Linked DNA regions of Homo sapiens: region 1 is linked to region 2. The links are chromatin loops, found by intact Hi-C in ENCODE. Cell type or tissue: dorsolateral prefrontal cortex. All regions are shown on one strand. Each heading gives the region's core, and the rest is flanking DNA. Links, peaks and the distances in the headings are about the cores only. Region 1 overlaps TMC1 (transmembrane channel like 1). Region 2 overlaps TMC1 (transmembrane channel like 1).

Region 1 (4,400 bases), core at 155-4,154, 100 kb before region 2:
AAAGTAGTCAGTATAATAGCTAAATAAACATTTTTGTTATCAAAATAAATCATTTTAAAATGGTGTCTATCCAAAAGCCAATTCCCTGCAAAAGTATACTTGGAGTGTTTCTGTATCCTAATTTGTAGACTCATGAAATGTTAGAACTGTCCCTTCTCCAAAATAAGTTTCTTTAAATATCCAGCTAAGTGGGTTTTTAAAACTGTTTTTTATTTTAATAGCCACAGAAGCATTCTTTCTTCCAATCAATGCTTTATATGGAAGTACACTGTGTAGAAGAGAGAAACCATAGGTCTGTTTTTGAAGCCGGCATTGTGGCCCAGTAGCTCTCCCTGCGACCTCTGCCTCCTTTGCCCTGATTTGATTTCACCAAACTGCTTGACTTTGGAGGATAGCAGTTTGAAGACCATGGTCCACAATCCAATTTATCTGTTTTATAAATGAATAAATGGAGGTTCAAAGAGAAGTTATAGGAAGCACTTAGCTCAAAGTCCAAGTCTCAATTTTCAGTCTAAAACCTATTCTACTGTAACAAAATAAGGTGGTTGCTTATTTAGGTTTAGTCATGAGCACTTTCAATCTACCACATATAATGTTCTGATACAGTTAAAAGTCTTAGGTTTCAAGACAAGTAATAAGTAGACCTGTTACTTTCTACCTGGGTATTTTATTTCACTTGTGGTGGCTGCTATCAGGTAAGTGCTGCGACCTCTTATAGGTAGGAAAGATCTAGTCATACAGCCTCTGAATTAAACCCATGAACAGCTTAAAAACAGATTATACTTAGTATTCTCATTAATGGATATTTTTAAATGATGTGATTAATAAAATATAGAAATTGACTTTCAAATAATTGGAAAATATGACACTGTTTCCCTTACCCCCCTCCAACTCCCTACACACACTCTTCCTCATTGTATAAATCATCTGTAGAGCTGAGTATTCTGTTTAGTGGAGCTTTCTGTCTCTCAGAATTGAAAACAGCAGCTTTCATTCTGACTATATATCAGTAATTTTTAGATCAAAAAATAAAAATATACATTTCTGGTCTGGGCCAGACACACCTGCCTTTCCACCAAGAGATTATCATTCAGTAGGTTTAAGGCTACAGGAATGTGTGAAATTGTATTGATATACAATAAAACATAGAATGAAAATCACAATTTCCACAGTGATGATGAAAAGGAGATGGCTTCCTTTCAGCTGTATAGAGCCAATTCTGCTATCTTGAAAATGCTGAACTCTAGCTCCTGAGCCATGTTTGAGGATTAATATGGATTCACAACCAATTCCTAGAGCTGCCTGCCTATGTAGCAACCACTTATATTAACCATCTTTTGATCCTAAGCCCTGAGTGTGCTCGGGTTCCTAATGGTAGATGCTCTTTAAAAATGTGGGAACTATCTCTGAGTCTCCCATAACACCCTCAGAACCATAAGTTGCCATTCCTGAGGCTTACTCTAAAATATATCTTAAAACCCTGACACTGTCTAAAATATCTTTTAGAAGTTTCAAAACTTTCTCCAAGTCCAGAACAAGAAGGCTTCGAACCCAGGCACAGATTCAAAGCTGTGATCAAAACATCTCTTTCAGTTACACTGAGCTTAGTATCTTGGGTTTCACAGACTTAGCCAGGAGCGATGATGCAGGCTAATTTGGGGAATATTAATAACATAATCCTTAGAAACACGCTCTCAAAGTTAGATGTCTCTGAAAGAAATAAAGGGTAGAGGGAAAGCTGCCTCACTCCCAAGCATTGGTGGCATTGGGGTAGAGAAACATTTACCTGCACGTTCTGTGAAGTACTGACCACTTGTTCTAATAATGTAGTTGGAATCTGGTGGGGAGAAGCTCAATAGAACATTCAAAAAAAGCTCAATAGAGCATTCAAAGAGAGATAAGTCAGGCACTTAAGTACCAACAACTTCATCACGGAGACTGAAACCAAAAGAATTAGGCTGGCCCCGGCCATGGCACCAGCTGGAACCCATAGGTGCGGCCACAAGGCAGAAACCACTTCTGGCCATGGAAAATCATCACCAGACTGTGAGCCTTGCTGACATGTGAGAAGCCACAGTTGTTTCTTTTCTGGGACTAAATTTGTGCTTCCATTCTGTGAGCTGACTTTGGCTTTGAAGATCTGAATCACCGTCTTGGTAACATGCCTAGCTTGTTCCCCAGCTGCACTGGTAGGAGGCAGCAAATCTGAATGTCTACAGGGTCCAGCCAAGCAGCATAAACAAGTAATATGGATTGTTTGAGAATGGTGCAAATTGAAAAAGGAATGCCCCATTAATAGAGGCCAGGTGCTTAGTCCTAGCTGTTACTGTGATGGAAGAATGTAGGACCAAATCTTCCACTTGTTCATGAAAAGCTGAACATCTGAATATTTTACTCCCACTTTTAAAAGATTGAGGCTGGGTGCAGTGGCTCATGCCTATAATCTCAGCACTTTGGGAGGCTGAGGTAGGAAGATGGCTTGAGGCCAGGAGTTCGAGATCAGCCTGGGCGACATAGTAAGACCCCATCCCTACACAAAAAGAAAAAATTAGCCAAACATGGTAGTGTGCACATATAGTCCCAGGTACGTGGTAGACTGAGGCAGAAGGATCCCTTGCTCCCAGGAGATTGAGGCTGCAGTGAGCTAAGATAGCACCACTGCACTCCAGCATGGGCAACAGAGTTAAGACCCTGTCTCGAGAAAAAAAAAGTAATTTAAATTTTTAAAAATATTGAAAAAAATTATGATAAAGAAAATCGATTTCATGGTTAAAATGGTGAATTTTGTATTGTATATATTGCCACGGTTAAAAAAAATAAAAGAAAAAGAAACAAAACACATGTGGGCCAAATAAAAAAACCTATGTCTAGATTAGAGTCAGGTGCGGTCTCCTTATTGTCAGTGTCTGCTTTCGTACTAAGGGCTCGTATTGTCCTTCTTTCCAATGCTAATGCCTATCTCTCCCCATTGCTAAAATTTGCTTAACTCTTGGACTCCAGACCAAGGCCTGAGACCTTGAAATCTGCCACAGAACTATGGCTATGTTTTAGAAGATCTGAGAACGGTCTGGTCCTGGATTTTGCTAAATTGTCAAATGCCTTACTTCCTTCTGTTGCATCCTCAAAATCTTATTGTTTATCCAAACTGGTACCAATGTGTCACCATCCCACAAGGCTTCTGGGGTCTGATTGTGACTAGGTCTGCTCCCACCTAGACTTGCCAGGTCCCAAATTCTCTCCATCTCTCTTGTCACCCTTCAGGAATTGGGCATCAAGTCTGTTCTGAGATGAAGTAATAACTACAACTTAGGTTTCCCAGCTATGTGCCAAGTTCTGGCAACATGTTTTACATAAATTATCTCATTTTATAATTCCAAAAACTCTGTCAATAAGGTACAATTTCATAAGGAACCTGAGTTGTGTAGAGAGACTACACAACTCGATCAAATGTGCACAGCTATTAAATGGAAGATCTGAGATCCTAACTCAAATCTGAAGCTGCTGTCTCCTCCACGATCCTGCACGAGAGATACGGGCAAAGACCAGGGGGGTATTTCTACACCTCCATGCAGTTGGAAAGGAAAGGTAGTCCTTGGAATTTTTATTCAATCATATATTTTGGAAGTTCACAATATTGCTCCAATTTTAAACTTTCTATATATAGTTATCTGAAGTTCCCAAGTTTGGGGACTTTATGGGTCATTAATATTTCAAATATATTTGAGAGGCCCACATAGGGTTGCCAAACTTCTATTTTGCCAGGTAAGAATATTTTTAAAACCTATAATTTAGCATCATTATCACTTCGCTAAATGAAAATTATTTTAATGTACAGACACATGAGCATGCATACACAAAATTTGTAGCTCTGTGGAACGTAGGATGCTGCTTGCCTTTGCCTTCATTTATGATGGATGTGTACATGAGCATGCAAAGGGAGTTCCCAGACTGCAATTTTGTGGTGTTGCAAAAGTTTTCTGGGAAAACCATTGTTTAGAACTTGGAAAACCTTACTCTACAAAACAAAACAAAAATACTATAAATGATGGCTACGCTTCAAGCGCACAGAGAAGATATAGAATATCTTTCTTTATTTTGGATATGAGGTAACTAAGGCTTCAGGAGATTAAGCGATACCTTTAAATAGCACACAAGCTCTTGCAGAACCAAGACTAGAAGTGAATTATCCTGATAGCTATTTCAGTTCTTGTTTTCATCATCAGAGACAATAATACTATACTATCATTTTTACAGCATTACTAGTTAAATAGGCTTGTGAAGGGATAGTTTTTAAAACTTACTACTATTTATAAAAATGATTTATGGAAGAATGCAATCTTTGGCAAAACTAGGAGATGCAAACATGGCTGTTATCACAAACAGTTTCCCTTTTCCCTGCC
Region 2 (4,400 bases), core at 335-4,334:
TAATCTTCTTTCAGTTTGGCTCCTTTCTTAACTAATTTTGTGATTTCTTTTAACATGTAATGCTTTTTTGCAGTTATATTCAAGATTTTTAAGACCTTATGAACAAAAAAACAGTATTTATTTGAAATGTCTTCCATTGTGATAAATTGGCATTAAAGTTAAAAGCACATTAGGTATCAATGTTTTATCTTTGAGAATGAGATTATAATTACAGGAAATTTTATCACCAAGTGATGATAGCCTGTTCTCTCATTACAATCTGAGAAGATAACAGTGTTAAAACTAAATACAACACCAACATGGTGAAATCCCATCTCTACTAAAATACAAAAATTAGCCAGGCATGGTGGTGGGCACCTGCAATCTCAGCTACCTGGGAGGCTGAAGCAGGAGAATTGCTTGAACCCAGGAGGCAGAAGTTGCAATGAGCCAAGATTGTACCATTGCACTCCAGCCTGGGCAACAAGAGCGAAATTCCGTCTCAAAAAAGAAAAAAAAAAAAAAAAAAAAAAAAAAAACAGCCGGTCGCAGTGGCTCACACCTGTAATCCCAACACTTTGGGAAGCCAAGCCAGGTGGATCACGAGGTCAGGAAGTCAAGACTTGACCAGCCAACATGGTGAAACCCCGTCTCTACTAAAAATACAAAAACTAGCTGGACATGGTGGCGGGGGCCTGTAATCCCAGCTACTCAGCAGGCTGCGGCAGGAGAATTGCTTGAACCCAAAAGGCAGAGGTTGCAGTGAGCTGAAATCGCGCCACTGTGGGCAACAGAGCAAGATTTAAAAACAGCAACAACAACAACAACAACAACAACACTAAACTAAACTAAATGCAACATTGACACGGTAAGGTTCTCTAAGGAGATGAGCCTTCAGAACAGAGAAATCTGTCTGACAACATACCCATGAAAAATGCTCTGTGTATGTGTGCGTGTGGAGTGTGGTGTGTGTGTGTGTGTGTGTGTGTGTGTGTGTGTGTAGTGGGGAGAGAGAAGGAGTAAGTTAGTTTGCTGGACATGATACTCACATGGTTATGGGTAGGGAGAGCAGAATAGGCAAAGAGCCAGAAAACTAAGCAATAAAAAAGCCTTGGTGTGTGGTCAGGCATGAAGTTGTAGTTTGGGCCTTCAGTGACTCCGGCAATGAGTTAATAAGCCAATGAAGTATGTGTCCATTTGAGATGCTCAGAGGCCAAAGCACTTGAAACAAAGTGATTTACGTGACCAATTTCTCCTGAGTCAGGATGGTATTCTTGTTTCCCAAGATGCCTTAAATATTTATCAGAGCCATCTGTACTATTGAAAAAATAATCTCCACAAAGCTCTCAAGACCACCTCCATATACACAATACTGGTAAATGGCATTAAAATAAAATGAAAATAAAATGATCTATAGTGGGTGGTAATCTATCCTTCCTCCTACCACCTCCCAAAACTAAAAGCCATAAACTGAATAGTAGATGCTCTTTATTTTTGTTATGAGTCAGCAGGTTTGGCAATTTCTCTAAAGTCAGAAATATTCACTGGGGATGAAGTACATTTCTATCTAAAAATACAAATGTTTTTTCAAAGAACAGCATTCATCTCAGAAAAAGGCAATATTAGTCACAAAACACACCAACAAAATGTTCTCAGGGTTCCAAAGTCTCTGAACAGGTGTCATACTTGGGAAATAAAAATACACCAATAAGGGGCCGGGTGCAGTGGCTCACGCCTATAATCCCAACATTTTGGGAGGCCGAGGCGGATGGATCACTTGAGGTCAGGAGCTCGAGATCCACATGGCCAACATGGTGAAACCCCATCTCTACTAAAAATACAAAAATTAGCCAAGCATGGTAGCACATGCCTGTAGTCCCAGTTGCTCAGGAGGCTGAGGCAGGAGAATCGCTTGAACCTGGGAGGCAGAGGCTGCAGTGAGCTGAGATCATGCCACTGCACTCCAGCCTGGGTGACAGAGCAAGACCCTGTCTCAAAAAAAAAAAAAAAAAAAAAAAAAATCACCAATAGGAGAATCACAGCAAGTCATTCGCATATCAAATCTGGGTTCAATTCTTGCTCACCACTAATTGGCTGAGTGACCTGGAGTGTGTTGTCTTACTTTCTCAAGTCTCAGGCTCTTCATTTGTAATAATATTATACTAAAACCACCTGTGTCCTAGCATTGCCATGAGGATTAAACGAGCTACAACAAGTAAGGTCCAGGCTAAGCACATTTAATCCAAACATCTGAAATCTGAAATTCTCCAAAATCTGCAATTTTTTGAGCATTGACTTGACACCACAGTAGAAAATTCCACACCTGACCTCACGTGACAGGTGCACAAAATTATTTAAAATATTATATAAAATTACCTTCAGGCTATGTATACAAGGTGTATATGAAAAATAAATGAATTTTGTGTTTAGGCTTGGGTCCCATCCCTGAGATGTCTCATTAGATACATGCCAATATTTCAAAATCCAAAATAATCTGAAATCTGAAATACTTCTGGTCCCAAGAATTTTGGTTTTGGTTTTGTTTTCATTTGAGTCCTGCTCTGTGACCCACATTGGAGTGCAGTAGTGAGATCACAGCTCATTCTAACCTTGAAGGCCCAGGCGTGAGCAATTCTTCTGCCTCAGCCTCCCAAGTATATGAAACTACAGGAATGCACCACCATGCCAAGCTAATATGTTTTTTGTTTTGGTTTTTTTGGTTTTGTTTTGTTTTGTTTTGTTCGAGACAGGGTCTCACTCTGTCACCCAGACTGGAGTGCAGGAGCACGATCTCAGCTCACTACAACCTCCACCTCTTGGGTTCAAGCGATTCTCTGGCCTCAGCCTCCTGAGTAGCTGGGATTACAAGCGCCCACCACTACTGCCCAGCTAATTTTTGTGTTTTTAGTAGAGACGGGGTTTCACCATGTTGGCCAGGCTGGTCTTGAACTCCTGACTTCAAATGATCCACCTGCCTCAGCCTCCCAAAGTGCTGGGACTATAGGCATGAGCCACCGCACCTGGCCAATTTTTCAAATATTTTTTGTAGAGACAGGGTCTCACTATGTGGCCCAGGATAGTCTCAAACTCCTTGTTTCAAGTGATCCTCCTCCCTCAGCCTCCCAAGTAGCTGGGACTATAGGGATATGCCACCATGCCTGGCAATTTGTGTGTGTGTGTGTGTGTGTGTGTCTGTGTGTGTGTGTGTGTGTGTGTGTAGAAACAGTGTCTTGCTATGTTGCCTAGGTTGGTCCTAATCTCCTGGTCTCAAGCAATCCTCCTGCCTCAGCCTCCCAGAGTGCTGACATTACAGGAATAAGCCTCTGCACCCAGCTTGCCCCAAGCATTTTGGATAAGGGATATTCAACCTGTATTTGGAACACAGAAACTGCCTAACAAAAATTAGCTGTTATTATTTCAGAACAATATTTCTCAGTGTGTGGTCCCTGGACCAGCAGCCTCAGCATCCCCTGGGAACTTGTCAGAAATGCCAGTTCTCAGATTCCATGAAGTGAATCAGAAGCTCTGGGGGTGGAACCCAGACCTCTGTTTAACAAGCGCACATGATGATTCTGGTATGCACTGAACGAAGTTTGAGAACCACGCTCATAGGATATAGGGTAAAACAGGAAATAAATTTTAATATAATTTATCATTAAGAACTTTAATTTTTTATTTTAATTTTTTTCTTTTTTTAATTGGCTTATTTCTACAAGAAAATGGGGACTTTTTTGTAAATTACTAGAAAAAGAATTTCAGCAGTAGCTTGAGAACATTAGGATTTTTGTAGGATAACTCTTACCATCTTATTTTTCATTTTGCCAGATAGAATGCTTAACACCAAACGACCATATTCCAAGAGATCTATTATGAAACTGTGTTAATATATTTTGTAAAGCCAAAGATATGGTAGAAAAACTCATCTAAAAGAGGGAGAGCCCACAGTATTGGTGATAATCATGAGACTCTACACTTGAACACAGCCTAGTATTCACCAGTCTTACCTGTTTCCATACACAATCCTGTCACACTGGAGGATGTGTATATGCTGAATCAGCGACAAAGCTAGTATAGGCACGTGACACAGGATTTCCAAGTGTGCATTTTGTTGCTTGAGTATAGTCAGTAAGCTCTGTACACAGTTAAAGGTAAAGTTGCCATTTAGAACAAAATGAACCAAAGTGTATATTTTTGTTACTTCATCCTCCACATTGCTGCCATAGAGATTTTTCTAAAGTGCACTTGTAATCATGCCACCACTCAGCTTAAAAGACTTAAATGGCTTCCTTCCACCTGGCACACGAGGGCCCCGTCGACCTACTACATGGCCCTCATCCTACAATTACACAACCTCCACAAAGCCTTCCTTGACAGCCCACCTTCCATCACTAAGGACTTGGTTTCTCCTTCCTCTAAGCTTC

What was found. A loop is a pair of places that touch in the nucleus more often than their neighbours do. Peaks named below come from ENCODE experiments on the same cell type or tissue, not always from the same donor. Only the 100,000 strongest peaks of a DNase experiment are listed, where the experiment ranks them.
Region 1: it touches region 2 in a loop (5-fold over the local background); 1 of 110 quality-filtered maps calls a loop at or near these places.

Annotation. Positions count from the first base shown.
Region 1 is chr9:72,701,442-72,705,841 of GRCh38, reverse strand. All of the region lies in intron 8 of TMC1 (transmembrane channel like 1), which reads right to left. Among named protein-coding and RNA genes, the nearest start is that of LINC01474, 170 kb to the left of the region's middle. RefSeq lists an enhancer at 1,948-2,067. In dorsolateral prefrontal cortex, for the core only: no CTCF peak of the experiment used is centred there; a DNase peak (open chromatin) is centred at 2,071; H3K27ac peaks cover 979 bases.
Region 2 is chr9:72,599,967-72,604,366 of GRCh38, reverse strand. All of the region lies in intron 2 of TMC1 (transmembrane channel like 1), which reads right to left. Among named protein-coding and RNA genes, the nearest start is that of TMC1, 81 kb to the right of the region's middle. In dorsolateral prefrontal cortex, for the core only: no CTCF peak of the experiment used is centred there; no DNase peak of the experiment used is centred there.